6 separate regions of the Homo sapiens genome follow, and all the other regions are linked to region 1. A link is a loop called in an ENCODE intact Hi-C map of the cell type or tissue named here. Cell type or tissue: dorsolateral prefrontal cortex. All regions are shown on one strand.

Region 1 (4,000 bases):
CTGGCCTCTGAGTGGGGGCTGTCCTGTGGGATGGAGCCCCTTGACCTGTGAGGCCCACTCTAACTCCAGGTATTGTTGTCAGCATTGAACCGAATGGCGGGATATCCAGTTGATGGAGAATCTTAGGGAACCAGTATCTATCTAATCACATTTCCTAGCAAAGCAGCCGGACCCAGAAGGGTCTCCTCAGCAAATCCCAACTCCCTTTCCCATGCAGCCCACCCTGCCTTTCTTCCTTCTGGCCCTGCCCTTGGGAGCAACTCCAAGCCAGCCTCCTCTCCTCCGTTAATGAGCACACTGGAAGATGGCACCTTTGCTCCCCTTGTCCAGGCTTCACAGACCTTAATTTCCCTCAACCACTCTTCCTTTGGGATGGGTTCCGGAACCATCACTTCCCGACACACTTCTTTTCTTTGGAACCCAATTTTCTTAGACTACAGCTGATCACTTGCTATGAAATAGAGGGCTGAGAGAAGGCTTTGCAAGTCCTACAGAGGCTGCAGCCAGCTGAGCACAAGCCTAGCCATGCACCTCAGAAGCCACTCATTCTTCTAAGACCTCGCCAAGGACGAACGGCCCATCCTTGCTAGGCAGGTTTCAATATTACAAATATTTACTATTTCAAATGCAGGAGGTAGAATTTGCTGGTCGTGATGAATGAGTAGAATCAAGACCACTAAGCTACCAGCAATTTACAGGTTGGCTCACAAGACTAGTATCATGTGTTTAGTGAGCCAAGCAGTTCGCCATAAGCTGACACCAACGTCCACTGAACCATCACAACATCCCAGTGGGGATGATACCATTTGCCCCATTTTGTAGTTGAAGGGACTAAGGCTCAGAGAGGTTAAGTGACAGTCAGAGTCACACAGCTAGTGCAAGGCAGGGCTGGGATTGGAACCCAGGTCATCTATCTCCCGGTGCCTGGGCCCCTTCCACTCCACACTGCCAGAGGTCACTGCAGTGCTCCTGCTGGCAGCGGCCAGTGAGGTGTCACCTTGCACTTCACATCCTCACTCACGGAGTGTGGCCAGACACAAAGCACTAACAGGATTTTGGAACTGGGTTGGTGCAGTTAGGTGGGTTAAATTCCAGCTGCTACTTTCTAGCTCTGGGATCTTGGCTGTTTCACTTCTCTGAGCTGCAGTCTCCCTGCTGGTCCTGGCCACCTTGCAGGGTCTGTGGGGGATGTCATGACTGTGTGCTAAGTCCCTGACACACAATAGGTGTTCAATAGGTGGCAACGGTCTGGTCCGCAGATGCCCCTGGCCATGGGGCCAGGTGCCCGGGCAGTATGCAGCCGGGCAGTGTGGGTTGTGAGGGCTGAGCCTGCTTGTGCTTATTTAGCTGTCATATCACATTGCACAGCCATCTGCTCTCACCCCATAAATCGCCCCCTCGCATTGCAGCTTTCCAAGTTTCTCTGTTTCCTGAGTTTCCCGCATCCCTCGTCCCTCCTTCTCCAGCTGTGGTTCGTGTTTTTCCATGGGAAGGTTTCTTTCACTTACTGCATCTCTAACTTTCTCTTTTTCTTCCTTATCTGTCCATGGTGATGATCACAACACATCCCAATTTAGTCTCGTCAGCTGATTTAATGTGTTGCTTCTCCCTCTCACAGTCTACAAGGCGGTGAGCACTGAAGCACGAAGTAGAACACTTTTGCTATTAACAACCTCACCAATTATGAACCTCATAGTCTGTGTGTGCCCCATGGCAAAGAACAGAAGCAAGATAGGTGAAGACTGATGGCCTGATTTAAGACTTACAGCCTAGATTCCACAAATAAACACACAAAGCAGTGAAAAACCCCAGCCCTGAAAGTGATTTTGGATCTTTCTAGTCGTAGGTAAATCCACTCATTTTTATTAAAATAACAAGTTGCCCCAGAAAAACAATTGCTCTTACTGATGAAAAAATCATAGCCACCTGGCGGGTCAGGTGCACAGGTAACTGTGTGGTGTAAGTGATGGACTCAGCCTTCATTTCACAATGCTGCAGCCATGATTTCCTTCTTTTTCCTCTGCCAGTGGCTTTTAGCACCTTTGCTTTGTACCTCACATTATCTTCTCAAGGGCATACAGCTGAGGCCAGGCCCATGAAGAAGGGCCCGCCACACACCTCTCCACCTCCACAGTGGGAATGTCCATCTGTGGATCCGCAAGCTCCTGGTTGGCCTGCTGACCCCATCCAGCCACTGCGGGGCCCAGGGACTGCCACACAGCGCCACCTAGTGACATCCGGGGAGGCGCCCCAGCCCTCCAGATCTGGCCGAAGGTGAGAAAAAAGGGTAGAGGGTGGGCTTGTGTGTGTGCGTTCAGGCAGAGTGGGGCCTCTAAGTGGGATCCCACTGTAGGGTGGGCAGCCAACTCCCAGGGTGAAAGGAAGCACCCGGTTCTCCTGCAATGTGTGCTGGAGGGGGTGTCTCCCCACTCCTCAACTGGTGGGGAGGGAATTCACTCCATGCAGGCAGAGAAGGAGTGGGGTGCCCCAGGTAAGAGGAGTCCCAGGCGATGGTGGAACGTCCCTGCCAGCATGTGGGAGAAGCCCATGATTTCAGGGCCGGTTTATTCAGTTCTACGGATGTGGACTGAGCTCTGGATTCGTGCCAGGAACTCAGCTAGGCTTCTGGGGTCGGGGCCACAGAGGTGGAGGGCGGCTCCTTCCCCTAACAGAGCTCAGCTTTAGTGAGGGAGGAAGGGGGCTGCAGCTGCTGGGCATTGACTCCAGAGTAAGTCAGTGCCAGGAGTGGGTGCCCGAGCCTGAAGGAGGGAGGGAGGCTCAGGCCCCAGGGAGGCCTTCAGCAGTGGGGACACAGGAGGAGGCCGAGGGGAGAGTCAGTCAGTGGGGACGCAGCTGTGTGCATGCAACCTACATGCATGTAAACACATGTGTGCATGTGTGTGTGAATGTGTGTGTGCATGAGTGTGTATGTGCCTGTGTATGAGAGTGTGTGAGTGCATGAGTGTAAGCATGTGTGTGCGTGTGTATATGTGAGTGTGTGTTTATGTGTGTCTGTGTTGCACGTGTGTGTTAATGTTTATGTGTGTGAGCTTGTGTGTGTGTGTGTGTGTGTGTGTGTGTGTGTGTGTGTGTGTGTGTAGCACTGGGGTAGGGAGATGGGGAGGAGAAATCAGGATGAGGAGTCCACACAGGGAGTCCAAATAAAGAGGGTGGGGTCGCTCCAAGGGTCCTGCAGTGACAGAATCCTGGAACTCCAAGAGCGGAGGAGCCCTTGAATGACCTGGGTGGGAAAGATGGAAAGAAAGCTGCCATCAGAGAGAGACAGCTGGAAGAGCCAGGAGGTGAGAGGAACTGGGTTGTTTTGCTAGCGAGGTTTTGCCAACCAAACAGGGTGACCAACTCTCCTGGTTTGCAGCTGAGAGGGTTTCAGGGATGCAAGGCTTTCAGTTTGAAAACCAGGACAGTCCCAGGCAAACCAGGACAAGTTGGCCATTGTACAGTCAGCACTATATTAGGAATTTAGGTAACATCTTCACCCAGGGTGATATGTTCAGCACTTCCCAGTGCCTTCCAGGACCCCTCCTCTAGACAGGGGTAGACAGCAATGCCAGGACCCTCCTTGATGAGCCCCTCAACCAGTTAATCATTTCTAACAGGAAGGAACCAGAAACAAGTCGCCCCACACCAGGACGCGCGGTGAGAAGCCGCTGCGAGGGTGCCTTCAGGCTTGCGCGCTTTCCTGCCGGTGCCTGCATTCTCTCTGGGCGCCTGCACTCCATCGCCAGCTCCCCATGATAATGCCTGTTATATGCTTGCATTGATTTGGGAAGCCAAGGAATAATTATGAGATAAGAGTTATAATTTCTAGACCAGGCCTTTGTCTCAATCATCCTTAGCATTAAAATGAAAAGAAAATGCAACATTTGCGCTTTACCTCCGAATCAGAAACCCAGTAAATACAGTTTGTTCGACACTTGCCAGGGCCCATCCGTTTGCATTCAGCATTGTAGGATTCCTTTGAGTGCTGAGCTGAGCTGTG
Region 2 (4,000 bases), 150 kb after region 1:
ACTTATAAGTATTGTTTAAAATGTAAGGCTATGTTGGTAACATTGAAAATAAAAAGGTAGGAAAAGCCACAGCATATAGATTCTAAACAAAAGTCAACAGGCATGGCTATATGAACATCTGGCAAAATAGAGTTTAAGGAAAAATCATAACTAGAGATAAGGAGAAGCCGTAATGAAAAGACGAGATTTCAGAACACCTCTCCAAGTAATTGATAGTTCAAAATCATTGAAGATGCATATTTTAACAGCATAATCAACAGGAATAATCTTATGGATAGATACTGAACATTGCACCAAATGCACAGATAATTCATATTTTTTCCAAGTATACATGGAATAGCTATGAAAAATAGACCATAAAATAACAAATTTCAAAATTGGTATCATACAACCAATATCCTCTGGTCATAGCTAATTAAGTTTTAAATCAACATTAAAAGGTAAGTATATAATTACTTTTCTAATAATAACATAAAGATCTGTCATACGCAGCATTAAACTAAAGTCATTCCACGTCATCCTTACTGAGTTCTCTCTGTGGTCCCTGTGTTCCTAAGTTGGCTATTTGGCATCGTGGCTGATTTTTGTGCATACAGCCTTAATTAGACGCACATGATTACCATATTAGACATTTTACCTCATTGGAAGCAACCTCTTTAGTACAGAAGTCGCATATTGTACACTCTGAGGTGTCAGGAGCATATCTGGTGACCGGGAACCCAGAACTCTCTAACAGAGAAAATGAATCCTCATTCCCAGTTTGGAGCAATCTTAGATGACATTTGGTTTGAACACGCCTTGTCTAGGTAAGCAATGCCCACCGTTTTAGATCCTACATGCAGCACTTAGAGACTTCGAATTTTGGAGATTCTATGTTTTTACATAGTGTCAGTTCTGATCACTTATTGGCCTTTCTTTCCACGAAGTAGGCTTCAAAGATAGAGAAGATTGTTTAAAATGTTACAGCGTCGATGGCTGGGTTAAAAAAAAAAAAAAAAGACCTTGGTCTGAATGGCACTTGTTACTATGGAAGTATGAGCCCTGAAGATGCTGGGGAAAATTGTCCATTGAGGTCTGCACGGAGCACAAGGGCAGGCATGATCCCCTTCATTTTCGACCTGTTAGGTCAGCCCTGAATACCAATTTTTTTTTTTTTTGAGACGGAGTTTCACTCTTGTTGCCCAGGCTGGAGTTCAATGGCGCGATCTCGATTCACCGCCACCTCTGCCTCCCGGGTTCAAGCAAATCTCCTGCCTCAGCCTCCCGAGTAGTGGGGATTACAGTCATGCGCCACCAAGCCCGGCTAATTTTTTGTATTTTTAATAGAGACAGGGTTTCTCCATGTTGGTCAGGCTGGTCTCGAACCCCTGACCTCAGGTGATCCGCCCTCCTCGGCCTCCCAAAGTACTGGGATTACAGGCGTGAGCCACCGTGCCCAGCCTGGATACTGTTGTTAAACACAGTGTTTTCCTCCATCTATACCCACAAACGTGCAAAATGGCCTCAGTTCTTCAAAGAGCTGTCTCCCTCTAGTGGCCAAAGATTAAAAAAAAAAAAGAACCCTGCAAGGGACTGGAGTCACTAAGGACATAAAACCTTTACACCTTTGCAGGGAATATAGAAAGAGTCCTTGAATTTGGAGGTATCACTGTAGCATATAATTTCATAAGTCCCCTCATTATGAATCTGGGAAGGATTATGTCAATTTCAAAGGGTTACTGTGAGAACTAATCTGAGTATCACTAAATGAGATCAGCAACGAGGTGTTGAGACGTTACAACTGGGAGGTTGGCAAGGTGTTGAGACGTCACAACTGGGAGGCTTACTCGCTAGTACCTTACTGGCTTTGGCACAAGCGTTTAGAAGTAAAACGGCGAGCAATGACAAATCATGCACCTTCATTGTCACTCCCAGATAGCTGAAGACATGGACTTCAGCTGTTGAGACCATAAATGTCAAAGGTATCCTGACAAACTGGAGCTGCCCCGTGGTAGACGTAACGATATGGCTCCCATGACTGGAGGAACACCAGGGTCCTTAGTCTCGCGCCAGTTTGAATAAAACGACGCGGACACATGTGGAGTGGTTTTAAGGAGTGGAGAATTTAATAGGCAAGAAAGAAGGAAGAGGCTCCCCCTGTACAGAGACAGATGGAGGGATCTCCAAGCCGAAAGAGGGAACCCTGGGTGTGGTGGAAAACCCCCAGTTATATGAGGAGGCTGGAGGAGGCGGTGTCTGATTTGCATAGGGCTCAGGGATTGGTTTCACTAGGCATGTCATTCACATAGCCCAGTGGAAAAAACTGGCCTTCCCATCCTAGTCCTTTGATATGCAAATGCAGGGCCCCCTGATGTTCTACACACGTAGGTATATGTGGGGGCGGCCATGTTGCCAGGCACATAGGGGGCAAGAAGAAGACAGTGGGAATTGCCATGTTTGGGTGGACCCAGTTTCTAACAGCTGGCATTTGTGTATCAAAGCTTGCCCCCCAACTCCCATACTAAGAGTTGGGGCTTTCCTGCTAGACAAGAAATGTTTCTGGAGCTGCTTTAAAAGGAAAAAAAAAAAACTTCCCAAGGACCCCTCTTCCTCTCTGCCTAAAATAATTTCTTAATAACTCCTAAAACAATTATGGCCCCTCAAAAGTGTTCACGTCCTATCCCTAGAGCCTGTAGATGAAGTAGGTTCCATGAAAAGGGAGAATTAAAGTAGCAGATGGAATTAAAGTTGCCATAGGATTATCCTGGATTATTGGGGTCCATCCAGGGGAATCACAAGGGCCCTGAATGTGGAAGAGGGAAGGAGAAGAGGAGGTCAGAGCAATGTGTCATGAAAAGAACTGGAAGAGCTTGCACAGCTGCTGCTGTCTGGTGCTGTCTGGTGGGAAAGGGAGAGGATCACAAGCCAAGGCACGTGGGCAGCTGGAGGGGTCAAGGAAAAGGATTCTCCCCTAGAGCCCCCAGAAAGAAACCCAGCCCTGCCAACACTTTTACTTCAGTCCTGGGAGACCCGTTTCAGACTTGTGACAACCCAGAGTGTAAGATAATACATTTGTGTTGTTTTGAGCTGCTCAATTTCTGATACATTTCTAAGAACAGCAATAGGAAACTTTATGCTGTATTTGCTCTTCTGGAGGAAACGGAAATACTGACAGACGTTGAAGTCACTCTTCCTAATCAGAAGTGACCTGCCAGTAAGCCTCGTTTGTACCATGAGCTCAGAAGTCTCACATCCAACTGAGATTCAGACTCTAGAACGTGGATCCCAGTGAGAGGTGACAAGGTGCTGGTGGCCCTCGCTCTCTCTCAGCGCCTCTTCAGCCTGGTAGTCTGCTCTGGCAACGCCTGAGGAGCCCTTCAGCCTGCCGCTGCACTGTGGGAGTCCCTCTCTGGGCTGGCCGAGGCTGGAGCCAGCTCCCTCTGCTGGCAGGGAGGTGTGGAGGGAGAGGCCCGGGCGGGAACCGGGGCTGCGCGCGGTGCCCGCGGGCCAGTGCAAGTTCCAGGTAGGCATGGGCTTGGCGGCCCTTTACTCAGAGTGACAGGCTGGCACTGCCAGCCCCAGCAGTGAGGGGCTTAGCACCTAGGCCAGCAGCTGCGGAGGGGGCACCAGGTTCCCTAGCACTGCCGGCCCGCCCGTGCCACACTCGAATTCTCACAGGGCCTCAGCCGCCTCCCCGCAGAGCAGGGCTTGGAACCTGCAGCCCGCCATGCCCGAGCGGCCCACCCCCGCCGTGATGTGCTCCTGCACCGCCCGAGCCTCCCTGACCGGCACCGCCCCCTGCTCAGGGGCACCGGGTCCCATTGACCACCCATGGGCTGAGGAGTGCAGGCGCCGTGTGCGGGTCTGGTGGGCAGCTCCGCCCACGGCCCTGGCACGGGACCCACTAGGCGAAGCCAGCTGGGCTCCTGAGTGGGGTGGGGACTTGGAGAACTTTTATGTCTAGCTAAAGGTTTGTGAACACACCAATCAGCACTCTGTTTCTAGCTTAAGGTTTGTAAAC
Region 3 (4,000 bases), 68 kb after region 1:
CTGAGATAATGGGCTTTGATTATAGTGTGAAGTGTAGGGACTGCAACAAAAATAACCCCAAAAGAGGAGACATCTTTGATTAGGAACATTCACACTCATTGTTTTGAGGTCATTGGACTTAAAAATAAATGCATTGCTTTATGTTTCTGCAGCGCCTGCCAGCTTGGTGCAATTATTTAACAAGCAGAATACAGAAAAGGAAACAAAAATAATTTTCCTGCATAAGGACAAAAATGTGAGCCCTGAAGTTTTGACTTAAACACTTTTTACTTTTAGAAAGCTAATTTTTAACAAAGCTCAAAGAAATTTCCTGACAATCCAATTCATCTTCACCGCTGTGCAAAGTTGGAAAAGAGCAATAATTAATTACTGCATTGAAAATGAAATCTCTTTTGAGGCACACTCCCATTTTATTGAGTTCTTACAGAGGCTTCTCAAAAGATGGTAGATGATATTTGGAGGGAGGAGCTTCTTACTTGGGGCATGTCTACCTCCATACAGGAAAGTCAGCCAACATCTCCATCCTGAAGCACCTCCGTCTTCTGGCTCGTGATAAAGCTTCCTTTTCCCACCCACTGTGCTCCCTCCTCTCCCCAGTGACCAGGTTGGCTGCGTTCCTCACACTAGTAGGTGGCTACTTTGGCAAAAACCAGGCTCCGCCTGCAGGTGGTGGGAGTACCCCTTTTATGTCTCTTTCCGTGTCTTGACCCAGGACAGAAATTCTCCTCATGCCATGGGCAGAGACACTGCACTCATCCCGCAGCTGCCCCACCTGTGCCTGGGGCAGGGGTTGGGAGGTAAGGATAGGAAATTTAACTCAGTAAAAAAAAGCACATTTAGGATAGCTTTTCTTTCTTTATTTTTTGAGACAGAGTCTCACTCTGGTGCCCAGGCTGGAGTGCAGTGGTGCGATCTCGGCTCACTGCAACCTCCTTCTCCTGGGTTCAAGCTATTCTCCTGCCTCAGTCTCCCGAGTAGTTGAGATTACAGGCATCCACCACCATGCCCGGCTAATTTTTGTAGTTTTAGTAGAGACAGCTTTCACCATGTTGGCCAGGCTGGTCTCAAACTACTGACTTCAGGTGATCCGCCCCCCTTGGCCTCCCAAAGTGGGATCAAGCTTTTCAACTGGAGTAGAACTTAGAATGGCCAATGAGTGATGATTTCAAACAGAAGAGACTAGTTACCAGAATATTAGTGGATCAACTTTTAATGCCGGGAATTGATAGAGAATGATGGAACCCAGCTCTTAAGGAGTGTGAACTAATCAGGGACGTTACCAGCTCAATCAAGTACGAACCCATCAGTCAACCATCCCCCGCCCGCTTTTTTGGGGGGAAAGAAACAAGTGGAAGCAAGCTCATTTTTGCTAGCTTGGTTAGTTTTGTTTGTCATTGCTAGAATATGTGACGTAGGTATGATGCTGGCCTGCCCAAGTTCACGGCCTCGGGCCAGGTGCGCCCATAGAGAAGTGAGAGCAGCCTCTCAAGTCTCAGGAGTTAACTTCACAGCAGCCGCAGCTGGTTTGTCCTGATCAATGATCACCGGTGATCTGCATATCAACAGATGGTGCTGGGAGCAGACACTGGGTCTCATTCAGTGATTCACGTCTATAATCCTCCTTGGGTGCTCTTTGCATAAAAGCTGTTGACAGATAATCTGCTTTAGGGATCAAAGAGCAACTCAAGGGGGCTGCATCCTTCTGATAGTTTCCCAGTCCAAGCGGTAGACTCCACGGGAATAGGGGAGATTTTTGAGTTAAAAACAGAAGGAACAGGTAGGATGAGAACTGGCAGGAACTGAGGACCTGTGAAAACCATGTGGCCTAAGTGGAAGGAATTTTGGAGCCCAGCAAACCAGAGTTCAAATCCCATCCCAGCCACCTCACACGACTCATTCCACTTTATTGATCCTCAGTTTCCTCCTCTGAAAAATGGAGATAATCATACCTTTTTTCAGAGTTAAGTGGTTTCAGGTAGGGAAAGCTTTGGCACGATGTCTTCCGCACGATGTCTGGCGCGGAAAAGGCCAATCCTATCAAATGGGCCTTTTAAAAGGCCACTTTTAAAAATGGCACTTTGAAAAATCCTCTTCTAGGGAGGGATGGGGCCGGACAGTCCATTTCTTACTTGATATCTACAGACCATTTGCAGAGGAAAAGTCTCAAATCCCCTTGACGAAAAGAAAAGCAGCACCACGTTGCATCTGCCTTGCACAGGAAGCTGGAAGCTTTGCACGGGGGTGAAAGTTACAGGCAGACACTGCCCGCGGGGCTCCGGACAGCAAGGAGCGAGCCCTCTGAGCCTGGCCACGCTGGCCCGCCACTGCCCTCTGCTGGCGGCTGCGGTCTTCACCACCGCCCGCAGCCGTCCCCGTAGTCCGCCGAGAGGCGCCAGGCTGGGCCAGCCTTGAATTCTGGGTTTGCTTCTCCCGGTTTGAAGGCCACCCCCAGGATTCGCAGGAATCTGACAGCTGCTTGTGACTGTGCTGAAGATGCCGAGAATGTAGGCAGAGCCCGGGCAGGGCCGGCGGGCAGGCGGCCACGCGCTGCAGCAAACGCGAGCCTCGGGGCCTTGAACCTGGAGCCGGGGCCTTGCCTGGGCTGTCCTGGCTGGGAGTCTCGTGCTGTGCCCCCCGCTTCCTCATTCCCCCACCCCACCCTCCTAACCCTTGTTGTGTTTCATTTTCCCTTTTAGGATATGTGCTTCTTATTTGGGATTTTATTATTCTTGACCCCAGCCCTTTCTTTCCCTCCTTCTCTTAGTTCCTCTTTTGGTTGAGTTTATGATTTTTTTAAACCACAATTTGTAATGGTCACTGCAGTGGACGTTTAACTTTGAACACCCCTTTGTTCCTCCAAAGGCGAAATTCCTCCTGCGCCCTGCATGGCCCATTCAGGAGCGTCTGTGACCCAACCTCTCTGGCTCTGGGGAGAGGGCAAAGTGTGGCATCCAGCCCTAGCCAGGCCAGCGAGGAGCCGCATTCCTGCCACAGTGACCGTGGCTCCAGGATCCAGGCTGGGCGGGAGGATTCTTCATGCTGGAGGAATCCATTCCTCTCGGTGGCCGAGCTGGGAAGAAATGTCCCCATGTGAAGACATGGCCCCAGGAAGAGACGCTGGGGCTACAGCCAGGGCCGCGGGGAGGGCAGCAGGGGAGGGTGAGTTCTGCTCTCCTGGCTCCTGCCTCACCCCTGCTTCTTTTTGCAGGAGCCAGCAGCCCTCTCTCTGCCTGGAGCAGCAGGCCTGGGATTTCTGTCACTTGCTTCCTTTGCCTGTCCCTGGCTCCTCTCTCTGCCGTCATCACGTTTCTGGCCACCTTGCCCTCCTCCTCTGAGCTCACAGCTCCTGGGCAGGGTCCTGGCTGTGGAGGGCACCAGTTGAGAGCCACTATAGATGAAGGCTCTAGGCCGCAGTTGAGGCTTCTGAGTACTGGGCCTTAGCTGCCTGACTTTGCCCCTTTCTCCAAGGCCAATCACCGGTGGCAAATCTCACAAGCGACTTTGTGTTAAAAGTGATGACTACCTACGTTTACCTCTCACGAAGAGCTTACATTTAGTTTAAAAATTATCTATGATGAAAATATTCGAATGCACAAAACAGTGTGATAACACGGGACAGTGCTCCGCCCTGGTTTCCTGTGTCTTCCTCCCCACACTGGAATATTTTTAAAGCAAATACCAGACATCCCATCTGAAGTCATAAATACTTCTGTGCCTGTCTCTAGTACTGAGGTACTTTTAAAAAAACATACTCTTGTTATCACACCCAACAAAATGAATATAACTATTTAATATCATTCAATACCCAGTCCATATTGAGTTTTCCATAATTATCTTTAAAATGCCTCTGTGAAATTCGTTTATTTGAATCAGCATTCAGGCCGGGAAAGGTGGCTCACGCCTGTAATCCCAGCACTTTGGGAGGCCAAGGCTGGCAGATCTCTGGAGCCCAGGAGTTTGAGACCATACTGGGCAACATGGTGAAACCCTGTCTCTACAA
Region 4 (4,000 bases), 260 kb before region 1:
TTTTATTATTTAATTTATTGAAATATTTAAATAATTCAATACATATATTGAAATACTTAAATAATTCAATACATATATTGAAAAACTTAAATAATTCAATACATATATTGAAATACTTAAATAATTCAATACATATATTGAAATACTTAAATAATTCAATACATATATTGAAATATTTAAATAAATGAAATTTGTTAAATAAATAAATACATAAAATATTTCAAATATTTTTAATGACCATAAACAATACTTTTATGGGTGTGTCTTGATTTATTATTTCATTACTTTTAGATAGTTTTGAGATTTATTATAAATTACATCGAGATGAACATATCTATATAAATCTTTGTTGATAAATCTGTTATTTACATAAAAATGAAGCTACTACATCAAAGATATGAGCAAATCAAGTTGCTTATCACAAATGGCCGATTACTTTGTGAGAGTTTTGCCACAGCCTCGCCAGTGTGTGAGTCCCCATGTCCTTAAAGCAGCACAGTAATGCTCTTGCTCAAAACTGTGCTTCCCATTCCAGGGGTTTTGGCCTCTCTCTGCAGCCCCCACTTGGGGCACCCATTGTGGATGGGTGGAGACTGACTGTTGAGGAGAGTGTGCCTTGTTTAGTTATATACAAGTGGCTCTCAAGCCTTTGTTCTGCCTCCACCTCCTCCACGTGGTTACACACTCATCACCAGTGAGTCTCATTTCTTGCAGAAGTCTTCACTTTGGAGAGAGGTATATATGAGCAGTTTCTGGTAAGCATTTGAGAATCACTGATTGTGCTAGCCAGAGAAAGAGAACCAATAAGATGCAGTAAGATGTGTGTACACACACACAGGTACACGTGCACGCGCGCGCGCACACACACACACACAGGTACACATGCACACACACACACACACACACAGAGAGCAGGCCAGGTTGGAGACCCAGGGAAGAGTGGGTGCTGCAGATCCAATCCAAAGGCAGTTGGCTAGCAGAGTTCCCTCTTCCTTGGAGGAAGTCAGTCTTTTTCTCTTAAGGCCTTTGATTGGACGAGGGTCACCCATATCATGGAAGGTAATTTGCTTTATTCACAGTCTACTGGCTAAGTGTTAATGTCATCTGAAAGAGTCACAGAGACATCTAGACATCTAGGTGTCAGATCAAATATGTGGGTACCGTGACCTAGCCAAGTTGGCAATAAAATTAACCATCACACTGATCCGAAAAGTTTGGGTGCCACTGACTTTAACGTTCTCCTGCATATAGGCAAGAATTAAAACACACACACAACAAAAGTTTATTTTTACTCTGAACCACTTGAGGGCACCATGAACGAGGGAAATGGAAAGTTGTGGCTCATCCGCTGTTCCTTTTAGAACAACCAGCATTAGTACTACAGGAAACCTGAGGGGATTTCTCCATGCGAGTCCCTAATTTTGCAGTTGAGAAAGTTACTGTGACTGTGTGCAAGTCTACAGGGCAAAGTAATAGAGTGAGTGAATGAGGCCAGAACGCGAACTGTGTCCTCTTGACTTTGCATTTCATGTTCTTTTTCGGACATTCTGATAATTTCTATTAATTAATAATGGAAAGAATTTGAAATATATGTGAGTTGTTTTGGTTCCCATAAGTTACATATGGTGATGTGGCACCTAATGTTGTGCAGATTGCATGAGTAAAGAATCCATTTAACTTTTAAACATCAATTATGAAATGATAAACTTTCGGATTTACAAATATTGTTGATACTGAGTCTGTAGCGAGTTTTGGCCAACGCTCTAAGGGTTTTGTTTGTTCTTCCTTTTGTAAAATGTTGCCTTCGAGTAACACAAAGGCCTGTGGTCTGTGAACACTCAGCGTGCAAGGATTTCTTTGTTTTTCATGGACTCTGTGTGTGTGTGCGCGTGTGTGTGTGTGTGTTGGTTGTGGGGGCAAGAACTAGGGGAAAAGGGATGCCAAAAAATGTAAGCATGTAGTTTTTCTCCGCTTTGTTGTGAAAACAAAATTGATAATGTAACTTTTGGAATCAAGTCTTTTGTATTTAGATTGGAACGTTCTAATACCTTATTGTTACAAATAGACAATGTGTCTGAAAAGCTGAATTTTTGAGAGTGGATGGATTATTTAAAATAATGATTCTTAACCCATTTGTACAATTCTGTGTTCTGTTACAAATGTCTTTTCTTTGTCCATGTAACAGTCAATTCCTGTTCTCTGAAGGAGGAATTCTCTCGGTAATTTCTGAGCCCTTCTTTAGGTGGTTGGCCACCAGGGGGCAAGCGAAGAATGGCAGAAGCCATCTGACGTAGCCCCTTCATCACTGCAGATAAACTGGTGATGCTTTCCTGACACACTTAATGGCAACCAGAGGTTTTCTGCACGTTTGTGTTTGTGTGTAAGTGTGTGGGGTGAGTGTGTGGCAGTGGTTATTTGCTGTATTTTGACTGCATAAAATTGCCATGCTTTCCCCTCGGTCTCCTAGAAATCCTTGTAGGATAATTATAACACAAGAAACAGATTTGATGGAAATTCTCATAATTCTCATACTCTGAAGCTTAGCTCATATGCATATTTCAGACTTGCCAGAGCCCCTCTTCAGTGGCTTGAGACTTGGTCTTAATCTTTTTGTCTGACTACAAAAAAAGTTCAGTGATGTGGTTAGTGTGTTCTTAGAGACACTGCACACTGTGGATCTGCGGGAGAGAGTTTCACTCATTGTATTCTGTTATTTTTTTTGAGACAGGGTCTCACTCTGTTGCCCAGGCTGGAGTGCTGTGGCGGGATCTCAGCTCGCTGCAATCTCCGCCTCCTGGGCTCAAGCAATCCTCCCACCTCAGCCTCCTGAGTAGCTGGGATTACAGGTGCACACCACTACATCCGGCTAATTTTTGTATTTTTAGTAGAGATAGGGTTTCACCATGTTGCCCAGGCTGGTCTCAAATTCTTGGGCTCAAGTGATCTGCCCGCCCCGACCTCCCGTGCTGGGATTACAGGCGTGTGTCACCACGCCCGGTTCAGTTTTCATCGTAGTATTTATTTATTTATTTATTTATTTATTTATTTATTTATTTATAGACAGGTTCTAGCTGTGTGGCTCAGGCTTGAGTATGGGGTGTGATCATAGCTTACTGGAGACTTAGCTTCCTGGGTAGCTAGTACTATAGGTGCATGCCACCACACCAGGCTAGTACTGTAGGTGCATGCCACCATACCAGGCTAATTATTATTACTATTTTTTATTTTTAGAGAGACAGGAACTTGCACTGTTACCCAGGCTGGTCTTATATTCCTGACCTCAAAAGATGCTCCCTCCTCGGCCTCCCAAAGTTCTGGGATTACAGGCTTGAGCCACTGTGCCACGCCGTAGTATTATGAAATCATCAGAACCCTTGGTAGCGTGCGATTTCTTCCTCCATCTCTTGTGCTCAGCCTGCTTCTTATTTTAAAATGAGGTTCATTTGTAAGTTGCCTTGCTCACTATTTTTGAACATTTAAAACAACTTTTTAGAATAGGTAAGAAGTTGAGAAAATAGAGACAGAAAAAAATACACAGCTTATTAAGGCATTCCAAAATACATGCCAGATGATTATACAGAGCAACTCTTATTTTAGGAATTTCTTATTGGATGAATGATGAAATCAAATACTAAGTTGGCTTTGCATAATCAAGATATTGGAAAATAGTGGGTAAGGTAAATGCTTATGGTGGGAATTTAATTTTCCCATAGAGTCATACAATTTGAAAGAGTCATTTATATGGGAAAAAAAAACTTGACTGTGGAATTATTAATACCAGCCTTACTTTCAGCAAGGGCTGTGTCCTTGCCAGTGTGTGGCTTAAGTAATGAATTTCCTCATATAATCCCTGTAAGAAAAGTTAGATGGATAATGAAGCCACTTGATCCTTTCATGCTCATTGCCACATATATTCATTAAAATATCACACAGGTAATTCCTCATTTCCCTAGTAGCTCTTACCACCTTTCCAGATTTGAGTGTTGAAGAGACCAGTCTT
Region 5 (4,000 bases), 190 kb before region 1:
GGTCTCAGCTCAACTGTCATTTCTTAGAGAGATTATTGTTCTTCATAGAACTTAGCACAATTTCTGCATTTATTTGCCTACTGTTTCTCTTCCATACTAGACGGTTTGCTGCAGGGTCATGTGTGGTGTTCTGTTTGCCCAGCACCCATCCCAGGGCTTGCGTATTCTAGACAGTCAGCCATTGTTTGCTGAATGAATGACTATCACAGTTGCCACAGCAGTCACCATTAGCTTTAAGTCATAGCTATTATAATCATTCATATAACCACCTTTGGCTCTTGGGAGGTACTGAGTAATTGTTGAATTGAGATATCTAAATGTCAGTTCTCCTACATTCATTAATACAACTTGTTATTACCTTATGGTCCTTTACACCAGCGGCCCCCAACCTTTTTCACACTGGGGACCAGTTTCGTGGAAGACAGTTGTTCCTTGGACTGGGGTGGGGGTAGGGTTGGAGAGCAGAAGGTTTTGGGATGATTTGAGTGCATTACATTTACTGTGCACTTTATTTCTTTTATTATTACATTGTAATATATAATGAAATAAATATACACTCACCATAATGTGGAATCAGTGGGAGCCCTGAGCTTGTTTTCCTGCAACTAGAGAGTCCCATCTGGAGGTGATGGGAGACAGTGATAGATCATCAGGCATTAGATTCTCATAAGGAGCACGCAACCCAGATCCCTCCAAGCATGGTTCACAATAGGGTTCGTGCTCCTGTGAGAATCTAATGCAGCCACTGATCTGACAGGAGGCTGAACTCAGGAGGTAATGCCAGTAAGCAATGGAGAGCTGTTGTAAATACAGATGAAGCTTCACCACCCACCTCCTGCTGTGCTGCCTGGTTGCTAATGGGCCGAGGACTAGAAGCTGCACGGGGTCCGTAAATATCTGTGGGGTAGGTAAATATCCAAGCAGTCCATGGCCTGGGAATTGGGGATCCCTGCTTTATACAGCTAGCTTTCTATAACTTCTAAAGCTGTAATCTTTCTGTTCTTAGCAGTTCTCTTACAGGAAAGAAGACATTGAACTAAAAGTGCCTTCTATAACTTCTAAAGCTGTAATCTTTCTGTTCTTAGCAGTTCTCTTACAGGAAAGAAGACATTGAACTAGAAGTGCCTTTCCCAATTAAAAATAAAAACCACAGAACATTAGTGAATTGGTTGACAGTAATACATTTTGATTATGTAAATATAAATTCCATAGGCTACTTAGTGATTATTTATTTATTTACCCTGGGTATCCCAAGAGGTAGTACAGTGGCCACAGGTTATAGAGGGCGGTCTTGAGATCTGAATGAGGAGAGCTCTAATTCTAGATTTTATAATGCCTGTGGCTTAACGCCATCCTGCTCTGCCTGGTTCTTCAAGATAGTTGCTACCCCCCTCAAATAATTCAAGCCTTGGAATAGCACAGATTGTGTTAGAACTTCCTGAATCCTAACCAGCTAGAATCCACTGGCTTGTTTTTGCGATATCAGCCTGTTAGAAGCATATCCCTATAAAGATTTAATATCCCTGTCTCTGCATCTTGGCACCTGTGAATATGAAACAACAGCATAAATATGATTTTGAACGTTGCATTGTCACAGATGAAAAAATGCACCAACATGTCAAATGCAGCGCTGAAAAAGGAAATCGGGCTTATTTTTGTCGTTGTTTACTGTACCAAAGCATTTTTGAAAACCCAAATCGAGGAGATAACCGTTTTTGAATGAACGGCAGTGCAAAGCGTGGTCGGGGTTAGCAGCAACGTGGCTGGGCGCCTTTAACTCGGCGTGACCTCCGGGTCCCAGGCCCGCGTCCCGGGCCCAGCGCCCAGGCCCGGGCGGCGCATTGGCCCCTCCTCCCCTCGCGCGCCGCGCGCATTGTTGTCCTTTAGCGATTGGTTGTTGGACCAGAAACAGCTGTGCAGAGCCGTGCCATCTAAAGAGCTGTGGACCTGAATGCAGCGTAGCGGGCTGGCGGTGACTTACACCGGGACTCCAGAGGGAGAGAGGAAGCGCTGCAGGCCACTTGCATTGCGTCTTCCAGGCTGCGTGGACCCGGCGCCCCGGCGTGTGCGGTTGTGGGGGAGCTCGCCGTGGCCTCCCCTCCCTCTGGCTTTAGCTTCCTTTGGGGTTGGCGCAGGTGGGCCAGGCAGCGCACCGCAGATCTCCCCGTTCCCACGAAGGCTGGCTCGCTGTCTCTCTCCGAGCGGGAGGGACCATCCTAAAAATATGTAAATATCCAAGCGCTGGCTCCAGGCTGGGGCAGCTGCCAAGGTCCCCGCGCCGCCGCCGGGTGTTTTACATGAAAATGAGAAGCCTGATGGGAACCGCGTTCTAACTTAAGGCAGCCTGGTGATTAGCATGAGACTGGGCGGCTGTCCTGCTTCCTGCCCTTCAATAGCCGTTCCGCGCGCTCGCGCCGGAGCAGCGCTGCCGCCGCGCGGGGGTCGATCGCAGGCTCGGCGTCCTTGGCAGCCATGGCTCCGGCGCCGCCTCGGCCAGTAAGTAGGAGCATGCATGTGTAGGGGGCACATGCGTGTCGGCGCACCCACCCAGCCATCCACCCGCGCGCACGCACAGCGCCCGGAGCCTCGGCAAGGGGAAGATTGACGAGGCGCTGCAGTCGCGGGGACGACGCGGGCTCTTCCTGGATTCCGCAGGAGCCCGCCCGCCGCAGCTGCTGTCTGCAGAGCCTGCTCGGATCCTGTGCACACGCGCCCCCCGCTCGAGCCTCTGTGATGAAGACTGTCTCCCGGGGACTGCAGCGGAGGCAGAGCCAGCCAGCGCCGGGGACTGCGGGCCGTGCGGCTGATAGGCCCGCGGGGACACGACTCGGACACTGTCATCCCCACGCCTCGCGCTGAGCTGCCCGGCGCGGAGGGTCTGCCGCCGCCCCTCCGGCCTCCCGCACGCCCGATCCCGGGTCAGCCCCGGAGGCCTCGGCTGCCTCATTTGTTTGGGTCTTTTGTGCCGTGGCTCCCAGTTGGCCAAGCACTCCTGCGCTGAATCGGGCCATTGTCTGCGCTCCCATTGCCTTCACGCTGCAAGTCTCGGCGCCCCCACCCCGCCCGCCCCCTCCCCGCCTCCTCCCGGCCGGGGAGCCTCCTAACGTGCCTTTCCCCCCAGGAATCTGGAAGCTATAAGCCGGGCGGATTGCAAATGAAGTGTAATGCATTGTGGGACGTGTGTAAAATCGGAGCCTTCGCCGTGGGGGTGTGGGGGGGCGTGGGGAGGGCCGGACCCGCCGCTGGCGGTGTAGACGCCGACGAGGAGGGGCTGGGAAAATGTGCGCAGAGTCCGCCCGGGTCGTGCCCGCCGTAGACGGATGAAGGAGCGCGCTGCGCCCCGGCGCTGAGGCCCCGAGGATCGGGGCGGCAGGTCGCCCTCCCCACCATGAAGAAGACCCGGAGCACAACCTTGCGGCGAGCCTGGCCTAGCTCGGATTTCTCGGACCGGGCCTCGGACCGCATGAGGTCCCGCAGCGAGAAGGACTACCGCCTGCACAAGCGTTTCCCCGCGGCCTTCGCGCCCCAGGCTTCGCGGGGCTACATGACATCAGGTTGGTTGGTGACCGCGTTTCTGCCCCCGGGCCGGGGCCGCGGGACGTGCTCGGTACGCCGCGGCCCGGGTGCTTGGAGGAGAGGACGGGCAGTGATGGATGCGATAAGTTATGGGGAAAGCAGGAAAAAATTAGCTCCCATCCACCATTTTGTACCTCCCAAGATCCACAGCAGGCCCTCTCAATATGGGGTTGGAGAGCTATTAGTTAGGTAAAACGAGGGAGGGGGGACGAGCCGGGCGTTTTGGCTGCAGGGAGATAAATGACTGCAAGCCCCGGCGCTGCAGCCTCCTCGAGCTTTGTGGAGGATCCTGCGCCCAGGGTTGCCTGCAGTGCCAGGCTTGCTGGCTGCTGCATTGTGGCCGGTTATCTGAGTGGGTATTTCCAGCAGCCCCCTGTTCTCCAAAAGGAACAGGTTCCATGCGCAGCTCTGGATGGGCTGAGTC
Region 6 (4,000 bases), 110 kb before region 1:
AGTGGCTTTTTTATTTTAATTATCAAGAGGTAACACGTGTTGTTGAAAGAACAGACTTTCAACAGCAATGGTTGTTGAAGATGATTCATGTAGGAAGTCTGTAGAACAGCATACATAAACGTGTAAAAGGTAAAATTGACTTTCAGTGGCTGAAAGAACAGACTCGAGAGCCAGCTGCCTTGGGTTGAAATCCCATCTCTGCCGTTCACCAGCTCTGTGAGCTTCAGGAAGAGAGTTCCCCTCTTTAAGTGGGGCTCACACCAGTACTTAACTTTCAGAGTCCTTGTGAAGATGATGTGAGTTTCTAAGTACAGACATACTAGGCCCATATATAGATGAAAACATGCATGCTTGGATATTAGAAATTATGACTACATTTTTATTTGTACATTCTCATCCCTTCGAGTATTTGGATTTTTTTTCTTTCTCCACATATTTAACCTTTCATAGATCATAGAAGAAACTTGTGTCTTTAACTGTCAGGAGGTGGTACAGTGACCCAGGGCTTCCCAGAAGGCTCTTACACTGCCAGGACTACAGATATGTCTGTTTAGATATGAATTTGTAATACATTTGTTATATGCTTCCATCATTGCATTCTTAAGGTGCGTGTGCTTATTAGGCACCCTGTCTGACCTTACAGTGATCAGACCACGCCCGACAGGAATGGGCTGGATTACATGGGTTTGGGTGGATTTATATCCAACAACACAGCCAGACTTAAAGAGGTTTGATGAAAGGCGAGTGGCTTTGTTTGGAGGCGCTGGTGCTGGGCCCTAGGCTCAGTCTGTGGCATGCATGAGAAGCTAGTGGCTTATCAACGAGGAGAGAAAATCATACCCTAGAAGGGAAAATCAAGACCGTATTTGGTTAAGTATGTGGAGAAAGAAAAAAAAAACAAATACTTGAAGAAAAGGGATGAGAATGTATAAATAAAAATGTAGTCATAATTTCTAATATCCAAACATGTATGTTTTCATCTGTATATGGCCTATTAGGTCCTTATATGCTTCTGATCAAGCATACAAGGTAAAATTGATGAGGCTGTTAAAAAGTGCATCAGTAGCAGTTGGTGTGGAACACATTCTCAAGGGGGTCACAGGGTGACAGATAGTCCAGGACAGGGAGGAGACAGTGCCACGGGGAGGACTCAGCAGGAGGATGCCACGTCGTCAGAGGGAAATGGATACGCCAGACCAGAGCAAAGGGGGGACCCCAGGAGGGCAGAGGATGTGAAAAGCGTTAGGTGGTTGAGGGCATGGAAGACGTTTTATTTAATAACATTCAAAGCAAGCATCTCAATGGATCAGTAGATGAATATATAGTCTGCATGCCTGCTGAGTGTCCCAGACTCTAGGCAGCTAGAGAAGAGCTGATCTGGGCACAGGGACCTGGTTAGTGTTTGTAGCTATCGGATGGGTGATGGCGCAGAAGCGGGTTATACGTTTTGTAGCCTCCCGAGGACAGAATGGATGTCACTGTGCAGGGGTGACAAGAGACGCTGATTTGAACTCAACTCACAGGGGGGCCTTTGCCAGAGCCTGAGCTCTGTTGGGGGAGGTTCTGGAGGACAGGCTGAATCACCGGAGTCAGGAGAGGATAGGACGCTTTCAGGATTTTAGCCGGGAGACCCACGTGGGGACCCCTGTAACTCTGAGTTTCGGGGGCGCCTTATGAAGAGCTTCAGTGCATTTCCCATCTTTGCTGGCACCCCACATTTTGTGCCCCTGGTAGCTGAGCTGCTGGGTTCATGAGGATGTGGGAGAATTTGCTGCAGAATCGTCTGCCACCCACCTCTATGGGTTTCTGAGAATGAGATAATTTTTCGGTTATCCGGATCCTGAGCGGAGGCAGCGAGCGGTGCCTGTTTTGGCGTTATTGGATTTGGGAGAGTTCGGCAGTACCACTGCCGTGAGATTCGTTTCCTTGGCCTCTCTGACTCCATTTTTCTCGGGTTTTATGTGGCTGCTCTACTCCTTCCATTGTGTTCTCTCTCTCAACTGCCGCCCCCGTCTTCCTCCTGAGATGTTTACGTGTTGCTTCTTGCACTCTAAATAAAGACTACATGTTTTCTCTGCTGGCATAAATTCCTCTGTGTGTGTGTGTGTGTCGGTGTGTAAATGCATGTCCGCAGGTGTACACGTGAGTGATTCAGCCTGGGGTTCACAATGAGCGTGGCACCCGTAGTGCAATGAAAAGGACATTTTTATGCAGATACGTGATTCATTTTCACCTTGCTGATCTTAGCCGTAGACATTTTTAAGAAACAGGGGAGGAACCAGCCACCCCCCAAATCCCATGAATCCCACTTCTCGGTGCGATTGGAGTTGTGTTGTAAGCGCAGGAGAGGCTCCTGCTGAGAGCGAGCTCCTGACATAGTGACCTCATTCCCCACGCCGCCCTCCTCGCAGCGGCAGAAGCCGCACTGGCTGGTGCTGGGTGAGCTCCACCGCTGCCCGGGCTGCGAGCCTGACGGCTGTGTGTCGGGAATGACGAGACCCAGGCTTGCAAAGACTTGCACGGCAACTGGAATTTATGACAAATAGCTCACTGCAGCTAAACTTTGATACAGTGTACAGTAGAACCGCCTGTTACACACAGGAGGGAGACGCGTCCTTCGTCACCATGCAAAGCCAGCCTTAACACAACATAGGAAAATGTGGCAGGTCTCTAATTACGGACTGGTGAGTATATGACGCCAGATCAATTTTAATGTGTGTGTTCTCTCTTCAAGCATCTGGAGGTATGTGCCCTTTTTACCTTTTTCATGATTAAAAAAATATGAGTTGGTGCTAATGCATGGGAGGGGACCTGGGCCCCTTGGAGAGGAGAGTGTGCCCCTCGCCACCCCGCGCCTGGGGTACATTCTGACCTCGCGTCTCCGCACTGCACAGACAAAGGAGCCTGCACAGACAAACAGAGGCTGTAGCTTTTCTTGGAGCGATGACTCATTTCAGTTCACAAAGGATTCTGGGCAGGGCAGTGAGAAGTCAGGTTGGCTGATCCGTCCCTGTGACTTCACTTTGCAGAGAACAAGCAGAAGAGGAGTGACACTGCAGATTCCGAGGCACTGCAGTGGGATGTTGGCTCAGCAAGTGGCTGTGATGTACGGGATAGGCATGGAACAGGATTCCAGCTGTTCCATGCAAATAGGATAAAAGAATGGTAAAGAGGATTCCTTTTTTTTTCCCTCCTCAAAACGTTACCAGCAAAGTACATTCACAGAGCCTTTTTAAGGTGCCTTTTGCCAGCTTTTGAACTGAACTTGTACCAGTATCTCAAGCCCTGAATTGTAAGAAGAGCTGAGAGTTCTGGAACTCATTTTTAAAAAGTAGATCTACGAAGGTAAAGTACCAGATTCCTCTTGTGTTCCACGGGCCCTCAGTAGCCAATCTGAAATGCTCATTTAGGATACTATGACTTGAAACTTTACTCTTTCTTCTTATTCCAGATTCTAGGACGTCCGTTTCTGTTACTGGCTCCTTCTTGTGCTTGGATGCAGCTCCCTAGCATGCACCAGGCTTTAGCGTCAGTGCTACCTGGGGGATGGAGCCAGTCCAGAAAGGGCCAGGTAGGTTTCCCCTGCTTTTATTTCAACAGTTGTTGTGTGCAAAGGAATATGGTGAAATGTCAGCACCACCCGTGAAGAGGGTGCACGGTCCTCTGAGAAGTCTTGCTGTTCCGCTCCTCCCGCAGCCTCAATCTTAGGCAGTCCAGGTCCTCCCACTGTGGGCTGCCCACCACACACGACCTCACCAGCCCAGGTCATCCCAGAGCTGCTCACGGGGACCGAGAAGTCCACAGCAGCAGGATTTGCCAATAGGAAATAATCAGACTGCCCCAGATTTCCCTCAGCTGTATATCTATCTCGCTCGCTGCTCTGAGGGAGGCATTCAGTAAATAGTATTTGACATTTTTTCTGGTTTTTTTTTTTTTTTTTTTTTTTTGTTTGTTTGGTTTGGTTTGGTTTTTTGAGACAGAGTTTTGCTCTTGTTGCCCA

The links. Hi-C counts contacts between places; a loop is a spot of excess contacts. Peaks named below come from ENCODE experiments on the same cell type or tissue, not always from the same donor. Only the 100,000 strongest peaks of a DNase experiment are listed, where the experiment ranks them.
Region 2: a loop joins it to region 1, with 2.6 times the contacts of the local background. A loop is called at or near these places in 3 of 110 quality-filtered maps.
Region 3: a loop joins it to region 1, with 2.8 times the contacts of the local background. A loop is called at or near these places in 39 of 110 quality-filtered maps.
Region 4: a loop joins it to region 1, with 8 times the contacts of the local background. A loop is called at or near these places in 76 of 110 quality-filtered maps.
Region 5: a loop joins it to region 1, with 4 times the contacts of the local background. A loop is called at or near these places in 10 of 110 quality-filtered maps.
Region 6: a loop joins it to region 1, with 1.9 times the contacts of the local background. A loop is called at or near these places in 5 of 110 quality-filtered maps.

Annotation. Positions count from the first base shown.
Region 1 is chr4:184,098,253-184,102,252 of GRCh38, forward strand. The region is part of intron 6 of ENPP6 (ectonucleotide pyrophosphatase/phosphodiesterase 6); the gene reads right to left. Among named protein-coding and RNA genes, the nearest start is that of ENPP6, 120 kb to the right of the region's middle. In dorsolateral prefrontal cortex, a CTCF peak has its summit at 2,229 (motif pointing left); DNase peaks (open chromatin) are centred at 1,382 and 2,199; H3K27ac peaks cover 2,808 bases.
Region 2 is chr4:184,249,499-184,253,498 of GRCh38, forward strand. No RefSeq gene overlaps it. Among named protein-coding and RNA genes, the nearest start is that of ENPP6, 34 kb to the left of the region's middle. In dorsolateral prefrontal cortex, CTCF peaks have their summits at 1,539 (motif pointing left) and 1,739; no DNase peak of the experiment used is centred here.
Region 3 is chr4:184,166,269-184,170,268 of GRCh38, forward strand. The region is part of intron 1 of ENPP6 (ectonucleotide pyrophosphatase/phosphodiesterase 6); the gene reads right to left. Among named protein-coding and RNA genes, the nearest start is that of ENPP6, 50 kb to the right of the region's middle. RefSeq lists enhancers at 1,144-1,915, 2,376-2,425, 2,566-2,615. In dorsolateral prefrontal cortex, CTCF peaks have their summits at 2,312 (motif pointing left) and 2,516; a DNase peak (open chromatin) is centred at 2,333; H3K4me3 peaks cover 831 bases; H3K27ac peaks cover 692 bases.
Region 4 is chr4:183,838,165-183,842,164 of GRCh38, forward strand. It overlaps a transcript of STOX2 not described here. Among named protein-coding and RNA genes, the nearest start is that of STOX2, 65 kb to the right of the region's middle. In dorsolateral prefrontal cortex, CTCF peaks have their summits at 1,296 (motif pointing right), 2,274 (motif pointing right) and 2,475; a DNase peak (open chromatin) is centred at 2,267; H3K4me3 peaks cover 511 bases.
Region 5 is chr4:183,903,403-183,907,402 of GRCh38, forward strand. It overlaps STOX2 (storkhead box 2), which reads left to right and starts at 1,905. Exons shown (of 4, transcript NM_020225.3): 1 at 1,905-3,554. The coding sequence starts at 3,389. RefSeq lists enhancers at 1,448-2,157, 2,158-2,865. In dorsolateral prefrontal cortex, a CTCF peak has its summit at 1,868; DNase peaks (open chromatin) are centred at 1,909, 2,339, 2,999, 3,929 and 4 weaker places; H3K4me3 peaks cover 2,714 bases; H3K27ac peaks cover 3,779 bases.
Region 6 is chr4:183,985,247-183,989,246 of GRCh38, forward strand. All of the region lies in intron 1 of STOX2 (storkhead box 2), which reads left to right. Among named protein-coding and RNA genes, the nearest start is that of STOX2, 82 kb to the left of the region's middle. RefSeq lists an enhancer at 2,691-3,477. In dorsolateral prefrontal cortex, no CTCF peak of the experiment used is centred here; DNase peaks (open chromatin) are centred at 2,425 and 2,975; H3K4me3 peaks cover 2,839 bases; H3K27ac peaks cover 4,000 bases.